Regions from separate parts of the Mus musculus genome. Here region 2 is linked to region 1. The links are chromatin loops, found by intact Hi-C in ENCODE. Cell type or tissue: left cerebral cortex. All regions are shown on one strand. Each heading gives the region's core, and the rest is flanking DNA. Links, peaks and the distances in the headings are about the cores only.

The links. A loop is a pair of places that touch in the nucleus more often than their neighbours do. Peaks named below come from ENCODE experiments on the same cell type or tissue, not always from the same donor. Only the 100,000 strongest peaks of a DNase experiment are listed, where the experiment ranks them.
Region 2: it touches region 1 in a loop (2.2-fold over the local background); 12 of 42 quality-filtered maps call a loop at or near these places.

What each region holds. Positions count from the first base shown.
Region 1 is chr2:20,282,302-20,287,686 of GRCm38, forward strand. It overlaps a transcript of Etl4 not described here. Among named protein-coding and RNA genes, the nearest start is that of Gm23970, 4.5 kb to the left of the region's middle. In left cerebral cortex, for the core only: a CTCF peak has its summit at 2,762; a DNase peak (open chromatin) is centred at 2,304.
Region 2 is chr2:20,613,261-20,618,645 of GRCm38, forward strand. The region is part of intron 3 of Etl4 (enhancer trap locus 4); the gene reads left to right. Among named protein-coding and RNA genes, the nearest start is that of Gm17171, 280 kb to the left of the region's middle. In left cerebral cortex, for the core only: a CTCF peak has its summit at 2,881; a DNase peak (open chromatin) is centred at 2,882.

The DNA.
Region 1 (5,385 bases), core at 110-5,109:
ACAGAACTAGATTGGCTGTGGAAATGAAGAAACGGGTAGAGTATGGGCAGAGCATGTTTCTCTGCTGCCCATCACTACAAGATACTCTCAACTATAGCCACCACTCAGCCCCACTGTCTTTGCACCATTCCCTCAGTACTTGGAGTAGAGCCAAGTTAGGCACCTGGACATTGCCCACCAAAGAGGCAGCCATGTAGGGTTCGGGGGGCACAGAGTTGACCCCCATTTAGCTTCCTTCAATTGTGAGATGCTGGAGCAGGTCTCTACAATGAAGAGAATTCTCCACTAATGGAAAGTAATTTTGAATGGTGGATCAACCCCCATATTCATTATAGAGGGGAAAATATTAAAATATTACAGTAATGAAAATTCATATGCTCTTTGTTAACTTATTAAGATTACTACAGAGCTCACAGCATTGCTGTAAGGATGCTTAATATCTTCTAATACTCTCTAGTGTTTTGCAGTTTTAAAACTCAGTTCAGGGAAAGTACGTGTCGTAGTCATTTTTCCTGTTGCTATGATTAAATTATCTGACAAAAGCAACTTAAGGGAGAAGGGGTTGATTTATTTCGCTCACAATTCAGATTATACTGCATTGCACTGGGCAAGTTGAAGTAGATGAAAGCAGCTGTTCCCATTCTGTCTAGGGCCAGAAGGAAAGAGCAGGAAAAGCATCTTGTTGCTCAGTTTTCTTTCTCTATTTCTACAATTAAAAATCCTAGTCAAGGAAAAGTGCTGTCCACCATGGGTGGGTCTCCCCCAACCTTAATTAACATAATCAACATAATCCCCTACAGGAGTAATCCAAGGCCTGTTTCCTGCCTCTGGATTCTGTCAGGCTGACAATTAGCACTCACCATCACAGTGTACTGTTTAACATGTAATGTCAAGTGTCGAGGAATGCAACATGCAGGTTGGTGACTGTTCTAGTTTGCTTTCTATTGCTGTGATGAGATATTCTGACCAAAAGCAACTTGAAGAGAAAGGGATTTATTTGACTTATACTTCCTGGTCACAACCAATCTTTGAAGGATGGCAAAAGCAGAACCCAGAGAGGAATGCTGGCAGAACCCAGAGAGGATGCTGGCTTGCTCGCTCTGCTCACAGAGGTGGTCACAGACCAGTCTCATCTGGACAATTCTTCAAGTGAGATTCCTTCTTCCCAGGTGACTCTAGGTTGTATCAAGTTGCCAACAATAACTAATCAATATGGAACCAGCTCTATGCTATGTAGTATATTGGGAGCTCAGTTAACTCTCAAACACCAGAAGACTATAATATGTTAGTGATTTTGCTGTCAAGGTCAAAATATTTGAATTAAAATTTTACCTTATTTATAATTTAAATAATATAGGTCAGTTGAGAGAATGGAATCATTATCAGTCATCTTTACTTAACAAATGGCATTACTTAAAATACTTAAAATTTCTTCTCCAACCCCTTCCTTTGTTTGTTTAGCATGCTTAGCATAATAATGTTGGTGAGAGAAAAGTAATTCAATGGATTTTTGTTGAATGGATGATTTAACTATATAATAAGTTTTACTTTTTGTATTAAAAAAAATAACTACAACATATTTTCTCACCAGAAGAGCTCATATTCTAGTGGAGACTATAAGTGGAAAGCACGTGCTTTCATAGGCATATGCTATAAGTGATGTGAACTGGACATTTAGACTTATTACCGTATGATAAGTCATTTACCGCATGGGTCACAAATACGTCTTCAGTGAGCAAGACAACTAAATGGCAAAGGAATGTTGTTATGGCCATCATTATCAGCTCCACTTTGTAGATGAGAGAACTGAATCTGTGAGTGGTCATCTGGCTTGCTCAGACCTGCCATGGATAAAGTGGTAACCTAAATACCAGGATCCTGAAGAACAGAGTGATTGCTGGGTGTGTGGTGGAGAAACGCTCCAGGATGTAAGAAACACGAGTGGACCCATGATGGGATGATGCTCTAAGTTCATCCTGTTGCTATGATAAAACACTTTGACCCACAGCCATTTAAAGGAGGAAAGGACTTGGTTCAGACTACACTTCCAGGTAGGAGTCCATCACTGAGGGATGGCAGAGCAAGAGCCATGAAGGATAACTGCTTCCCTGCCTGCTTTCTGGCTTTCTCACAGGCTAGCCTATAGCCCTCTATCTAGGGATGTTGCTGCCTACAGTGGGCTGGGATCTCCCACACCAATCATCATTCAAAGCAATCTATTACAGGCGTGGCCATAGGCCAATCTGATCTGGGAAATCTCCTGAGACTCCCTTTGATGACTCTGTGCTGTGCTGTGTCAAGTTGACAGCCAAAGTTAGTTGAGACAGATGATGTCTAAATTCAGGCCTGGTTGTCTCAGAAAGACATTCTTAGTCACTACATTCCATTGCTCTTTAGCAAGGATGAATTGGCTGTGGTCTAGCAGGAGAAAACCTGCTGCTCTGAGTCGCTCAAAGCTGTGTAGAGATATTTTTTTTTTAAGACACTGACATTTAAGATGAAGAGTCTGCTAAGCAAGCCAAAAAATATAAATGAAGGGGGCTTTTAACTCTATGGTTCTCCTTGATGCTCCTCCCTATAGCTTTCAGTCAATCTCATATTCACTCAAAGTTACACACACACAAACACACACACACACACACACACACACACACACACACACACACACACACACACACACATTCTTAATCTCTTCTGTCCCTGGAGCTCAGCTCAGACCAGCTCTAGGTCACATGCCTTTCTAGATTGCACCACCTCTGGCCAGCCACTGGGGCACATTGCTGAACCAACAAAGACAGCTTGCCCCTCTCCTAGGCTGGAGTATTCTTGTTGTGCCAGCCCTCCCTCGTGGACCACCCTGATGCTCTAGAGATGGGGAACTGTCTGCTAGCTCTGACCACCATCTTTGCCTTCATCAAACCAGTAATGACTAGCAAAAGTCTAAAGTGATGTATTTAGGAGGAACTATGTTTTTAAATTCTCTCCTTTTTATGTTCTTTCAATAACTTGGATGGGTGGTGGTGTTTGGTTGGTTGGTTTGCTTTTCTCAAGTAGTGTCTCATGAGCAAAAGGCTGGCCTCAAATTTTTTATATAGCTGGGGATGCTCTTAAACTCCTGATCCTCCAAACTGGAATGAGAGCCATACTTAAACCTTAAGTAGTATTTCTTTTACTCTAAACATTATTCACTACTTCGTATTTGGGAAAACTTGCGTGTTTTGTTCTTTTATTTCTATCTAATTTGAGGAACAAGGTTACATAACTTGGGAAAGATTGTTATAAAAATAGATTAGCTTAGATGTCCATCAATGGGCCCATGCATAGGATATAGAGAATGTTGCCTATATTCATTATAGTTTTATTCAACCATATACATGAATGAATTATGTCATTTTCAAGACAGTGGATAAAACTGGAGACCACTGGATAAGTGTATAACAAGAAAACAAAAATGAGAGTATTTTAGAAGAGGGGGAACAGTGGAAGGAAAGGGGGAAAGATGGCAATGGAGAGCCAAAGGATGTGATATGCTTGAATGAATATATTATGAAACCCATTAAACATATAACTAATACACAATTTTTTTTTTTTTGGTTTTTCGAGACAGGGTTTCTCTGTGTAGCCTTGGCTGTCCTGTAACTCACTCTGTAGACCAGGCTGGCCTCAAACTGAGAAATCTGCCTGTATATGCCTCCAAAGTGCTGGGATTAAAGGTGTGTGCCACCACTGCCCGGCCAATGGTATCATTTTTAAAGGTGAATTTTACAACTGCTTTTCCCATAAAGATTATGTTGTCATGGGATAACATTCTAATGGCTGGCTTGTTGTTTTGAATCACAGGCTATTTCAGTAATTTGGCTAATACAGTAATTTGCAATTTAAAAATTCATTAATTTATACTCGGTAGTTGCATAGTTCTTTTATTTCGAGATTGTCTGGTTTGTTAACAATAATTTAGAGTTCTGTTGACTTGTTAATATGTATCAACTTTCTCTCTCAATCCCATAAACTGGGTGACAATATTCAAACCATTTCAGGCTCTTTAGTTTTATTTAAAGAAAAGGGGGGGGGTTGTTGTCGCTTTGGGGGTTTTGTTGTTGTTATTGGTTGGTTGATTTGGTTTTGTTTTTTGTTTGTTTAAACCAAGTGCTTTACCTAAGTTCTTTAAACAACTGAATATGCATGGCACATGTTCTTAGTCACACATTCAAACACAACCTTTTGTGGGCTTCTACTTGACCATATTTAGTAACATAACCAAAGTTACCCCTGTTTAGATAAAATTTAATAAAACTGTATTGGGAAATTATTGTGCTTCTCAATTCTGTGCCCCAGTGAGTCTGAATTCTCCAGAATTGATTTACAGAATTATATCATAAAGGTAATTAAACAATGGGTTATAATTATTAATTACTTCATAATAAATCCCAGTAACAAGCAAATAATTAAGGCATGCATTTCCCTGTGCTTTTTCACAGTGCCTGTTTTGTACACACAATGTGGCTGCTGTATATACACAGAGTACCTGCTGTATACACACAGAGTGCCTGCTGGGGACACACAGCTTATCTGCTGTCTCCCATCTTACATTTCATGTTGTTCTTCTTCCTCTCATGCAGTGGCTTATGCAAGTGGGGTGAAGAAGAACATAACATTGAGGGTAAAAGACACTTATACCAATCTTTGGAACAGAAGGGAAGTGGACAGATCCTGTGGGGAAGCAGGTGGAGTTGTGACCTGTGGAATCAATGCAGGCTAGGGCCTTGTGTGGAGTCATGGGAGTTTAGGGTAGTCACAGCCAATGACAAAACTTAAGGAAAAAGAAAGGTAGGAATAGCTCAGGATTATTTGTGTCATGCACACAACATCTAACTCTTACCAACACTAATACACAGAAGCTGCTGAGACACTATGCCAGGAGGGTGTAGATTTGGGTTTGAGACCAGGCTTTGACTCTTAACAATGTATCTTTGAACAATGTGTTTCATCCACATGAGTTCAGCAGACTCAGCTGCAAAATAACACTAACATTGCTTAGCCAGTAGGGTTACAGCAAGGATGTGGGCAGGAAGCAATGCCTGACAAATCATAGTTACTGCCTTATGTTGGTGTGTATTTTATTTTTAAGTCTCACTCTCATATCTCTCTGTGTCTCTGTTTCTATCTATCTATCTATCTATCTATCTATCTATCTATCTATCTCTATCTCTCCCTCTCTCTTTCTCCTGTGTGTGTTTCACTTATGTATAAATGTCCATGTGTTTGAGTGTAGTGCTTGTGTGCCACAATGCACATGTGGAGGTCAAGAGACAACATTAGATGTTCATTTTTGTCCTCTTCCTTATTTGAGTTAGAGTCACATATGTTCACTGCTGCATATGACAG
Region 2 (5,385 bases), core at 241-5,240, 330 kb after region 1:
ATTTTCTTGTTAAACACACTCAAACTGTGGTACCTTCCAGCTGCTAGTACTAACCAAAATGTGAAGGTTACCCCTCTGAGATTTCACCTATTTTTTAGTCTTATTTTTGTTTGTTTGTTTGTTTGTTTTGAGACAGGGTCTCTACATAGACCCAGAACTCAATATGTAAACCAAGTTGGCCTTGAATTTACAGAGGTCCACCTGCCTTTGCCTTCCTAATGCAAGGGTTAAAGGCGCGTGGCCGTAAACAGAGCTTGACGTTTTCTCCCACAGAATGCTGCTTTCCTCGGGACTGCCCTGTCCCCTGACACATGGATGTCTGAGTGGTGCTGGGGACTCTACTGGAGGAGATGACAGATGCATCACCTTCTTGGAGTAGCAATGGCCACTCCTTGAGAGTGGAAAATGATGATGTGTATGTATCTCAGGTGTTCAGCTACATGAACACTGCAAGGCACGATGGAGCAGCGGTCTTTAGGCAGCATGGCAGATGTCGGTAACAACAATGAGAAAATGGAGGAAGTAACTTCCAGTACTTTCCACCTGTAATTATGAGAAAGGAGCAAAACACAGGAAGTTGCAATCAGAATTGATGTTTTCACCATGCTGTGGTATCTTGGACCAAAGCATGAATATATTTTCCAGGAAAAAAAAATGTGTGTGTGTGTGTGTGTGTGTGTGTGTGTGTGTGTGTGTGACTAGTCCTACCTTTAGTTTTTGTGATACAGTATTACATTTGTGTTTTAAGCCACCTGCAGTCTTAGCTATTTGGGTAATGTGGAATCCTTGGCAGAGGCAACTCAAGTTTGTTCCCATGAAAATCTAGCCACCTCAAGAATCACTTTTACATATTTATATTTTTTTGCAGTTCACGATGCTTGCTTATGTGTGTGTGGTAAATACTCTACCATTGAACTCTGCACTAGGGCCTTGAGGCTCATTTTAATGAAATGTCTGCCTCAAAAAATGTGTTGTTAGAGCTTGGGTTTTGCTCTTCTTGTAAACACTTTTATTTATCTTAACACTTTTTTATGGAAAATAAGATTTTCATAGAATCTATTCTCATCACGGCTTCTCCTCCCCCATCTCTTCCCAGCTCCTCCTTCCCGACCCATCTAACTCCACGCCTTCTTTTTTCTTCCCCTCTTTGGAAAACAAATAAACAAATAAAACAAACAACCCAGAATACAAAGGAAAGCGAAAGAAAGGAAGAGAGGCACAAGAGCAGCTTCTTTTGCGAACAGGCATCAGTTAGAGATAGCATGGTGGCATCTGGAGATGAGTTGTAGGGCCTTGTTTATGTCGTGAAAGAACTGTCAGGCCCCGCCTTAGAGGCAGTGTTCTACATTACTGTCTCTGAGTCAGATTTATTTGTTAAGTGGCTCGCTCACTTGTCGCCATGCTGGGGACCCTAACTTTAATGGCTTTTTCTAGGAAGAGTGGAAGTTAAAAATAAATGCTTTCTACCAAAAACTTTTTAAATCCATGCTTTGTGATAAGAGCTTCTAAGCAACGTTTAGTTTTATTGTTATATTAAAATTAGATGTAGCTAAAGTCATAATATCTCCTGTTGAAGAAAGGAACCTCAGGGGAGAGATTAATGAGGAAGAGAGAAGATGAGAATGAAGCGTTGTCATGGAAGATGGATTGAGTGGTTTCAATGAAGAAATAAGAATTATTGCATTTTGAACTGTGAATTACGTTTTAAAACATGCATGTATGATCACTGTGCAATTAGTATGTGGATGCCCTGGTGGACTCTAGTATACGATATGATCTCTAGTTTTTAGAGTATAGATTGAAAAGCTCTAGGCCTTCCCTGTTCCTATCATTCTCCATGCATGTTCCTAGACAAAGAGAATGAATTCATACCTATGAACTAATAACTTAGTGGCTGTTTGAAAATATAACCGCATAAGTTCAAGGGAAGATATATTTTGGGTACTATCATTTGTCAACTTGGCCAGGTCTTTGATCAAATGCCTATCTATAGAGTCCCCTTATGTAGCCCATGCTGGCCTTGAACACACAGAGCTTCTTTGATGGGGTTGTCCATGTGTCCATGTCCTTTTGGGGGTCTGCTTCTCTTGAACATCATTGCTAGCAGATCACCAAATCGATATCGGGAGCAGCTGAGTATGATGTGTGATGAGGTGAATACTTTCAATCTTGTCTCTCTTTCCTAGAAAAAGATCTTTCTGTCTGTCTTTCTTTCTCTTATTCTTTTTTTAGTGTGTCTTCATTATATAATTTAAAAAATGTGCATTTGCAACCATGAAAAAGGTAGCTTACTATACATCATTAGAATGCAAAAGGAACAATGTTAGGGAGGAGACAGCATGGTAACAGATGTGATAAAATATTGTCATGTGTGCTTTTCTTTACATACTTTGTGTGTGTGTGTGTGTGTGTGTGTGTGTGTGTGCATATGCCACATGATTTTCAGGAACGGGTTCAGTCCTTCCTCATTGTTGTGACAATGGCATCTCTTGCTTCTGCTGAACTGTGTATTCCATGCTAGCTGGTCCCCAAGCTTTTGAATGATTGTATTGTCTCCTCCCATCTCAAGGTGGGGTGCTGGGATTGCAGATCAAAGAGGCCTCAGCTGGCTTTTTTAATCTGTTCTTTTTGGGATAGAGCTCCGGTCATCAGGCTTGCTAGAGAGTGCGTTTATCTGTTAAGTGTCTCCCTACCCCTGCTTGCTTTTCCTAATGGAGATCTTGTTTTAGAGTTGAGGAACACAATAAATAAAGTAGGTTTGTATACACCACTTGAGGTAATATCCAAAAAAAAAAAAAAAAAATCTATGGCCACATAATGATGCCCTGAACAAGAGATAGAAAAAATTCAGGGACTGGAGTGCACCCTAGTGGAAGGCATGAGAACTGCACACAGGCCTTTCTGAAGAATGGCTGTGCTTTACTACTTTGAACCAAGTCCTAGCAACCGGACACAAAAGAGAGCTTGCCTGATGGTGTGTGGCCAGAAACATAGTTTCAACAAGCCAACATTAAAGTCACAAGCCTTTGCCAAAGCACTGTAAGTCTCTTGGCAGTTGCTGAAATTAATTTCTCTGCAAGAAAATTCACATATCCAACTTCATTAAACTGAACATTTGAGTAGAGTGTTTCTCGGAGATAACTAAAGCCAAGATTAATGATACAACAGGGTGACAAAATGAAAAAGTGGCATAATCACGCTTATCAAACCCTAGAGTATTTGCAATTCCTCTGTAGCTCATAACTGGTTGTTTCATCAGGTAAAAGCAGCGATTCCCAGCAGGTCCTGTGGTTGGAATCAGTGAGCCTGTGTTTCATACAGAACACTACTTGGCACCTACTACACTCGAAGAAGGTTATGTTTTTAATTTCACATTACCGAAAAGGCAAAGAAATCTGTAATTACACTTCATGCATGGAGATATGAAAGGAAAAATAAATGGCTATTTATCTACCCCGCAACCATGAGTCAGCCCTTGACTGACTAATCACACATAGACATCATCTGCTTCACACTGATTGCTTTTGTTTTGCTCTGTTGTAAACAATTAAGAATTAAGATCTTGGAGTGGATGGACTGTTTTTAAAGGGTGACCCAAAGCTTTTTCTTTTCTTTTCTTCTCTTCTCTTCTCTTCTCTTCTCTTCTCTTCTCTTCTCTTCTCTTCTCTTCTCTTCTCTTCTCTTCTCTTCTCTTCTCTTCCCTTCCCTTCCCTTCCCTTCCCTTCCCTTCCCTTCCCTTCCCTTCCCTTCCCTTCCCTTCCCTTCCCTTCCCTTCCCTTCCCTTTCCTTTCCTTTTCTTTCCTTTTCTTTTCTTTTGTCATTCTCCTTATCCTGGCTTGAGCATTCCATTCTTGTTTGGCTAAAGTGTTATTTTCAGGCAGTCCATATTAAACTGTAAATACTCCGTCAAGGCAGACTTGTTAGTACCACAGCATCTGTCTTTGTATCTGGTCATCATATCTTCCTGAGAGAAACCAAGCAACTGTGCTGGTCTCCTGTTATATCAACCTGACACAAGCCAGAGTCATGTGAGGGGGAACCTCAGTAAGAAACGCATCCATAAGATCTGGCTGTAAGGCATTTTGTTTTAAATTGGTGATTGATGAGGAAGGGCCCAGTCTATTGTGGGTGGTGCCATCCCTGGACTGGAGGTCCTGGGTTCTATAAGAAAGCACGTTGAGCAAGCCATGAGGAACAAGGCAGTAAGCAGCACCCCTCCATGGCTTCTGCATCAGCTCTTGCCTCCAAATTCCTGCCCTTACTACTTTTGATTATGAACTGTTCTATGGAACTGTGAGTAAAATAAACCCTATCCTCCCCAACTTGCTTTTTAGTCATGGTGTTCCATTGCAGCAATAGGAACCCTAATTAAGACAGCAGCATTCCGTGCTGATCACCATGTACTGAATCACTGGGATTGTAATTTCTACCAGGCCCAGCACTGGATATCTGCTTTCTTATTCTTATCAGCTAACTAGGAACATCTATATAATAAAGAGAGCATTTACTGTAGCAGAAGAAAATAAAAATAGAGGTACCCTATGATCCCACTTTTTCTAAATATACAAAAGAATTGCAAGCAGGCCTGGAAGAGGTGTTCATATCCTGTGTTCAGAGAAGTGTTATTCAAGAGAGTTAAATGGTAGAAGCCACATTCAAGCCTATAGGTGTGCAAATGAATGGGCATTGGTGGAAGGGAGAGCTTGGCCTACAGTAAAACATAGATAAGCCAGGAGGGCAGTGGGCTAAGCAAATAAGCCAGTCACAGAAAAGACAATGTATTACTCCATTTACAGGCAATAACAGATCCATAGAGCCTAGAGGTAAAGGGCTGCTGCCAGGCATTGAAGAAGGCTGAAAGTGAGTTGTTTGACAGAGAAGCGTTATTCAACTTTGGGAGATGAAAGGTTCTGGCTGTAGATGGTGGCCAATATTGCATATGCAACGTGACTATCTCAGATGACACTGAGATGAATGGAAAAATGGTTGCCATGATACATTTTATAGTTCATATATTTTACTTCTATTTTTAAAAGTGATATAGAAGAATAATAAAATGCATCACGGAAATATAGCACCAGTTCACTAGCAGCCCAGCCCAAGCTTCGGTCTCAAGGATGGAGTGATCTTTGGCTAGACTCCAGTGGTCTATGAGAGTACCTGGGTGCTGGGAAGAGAAAGGCAATCCATGGAGCAGGGTTTTAGATAGCAGCAAGGAAGCAGTCCCTGCACAAACTAGGTCAAGTGAGTGTTCCATAGACAGACATGTTAGGTACCATAAGGGCCAGAGCTGTCCTGAAATAGCCTTTGGCTGGCTGTCCCTTCCAGATACTCAAGGTGAGCGGATATGTGTTATGTCTCACAGAAGAACAAACTGTCCCGGGT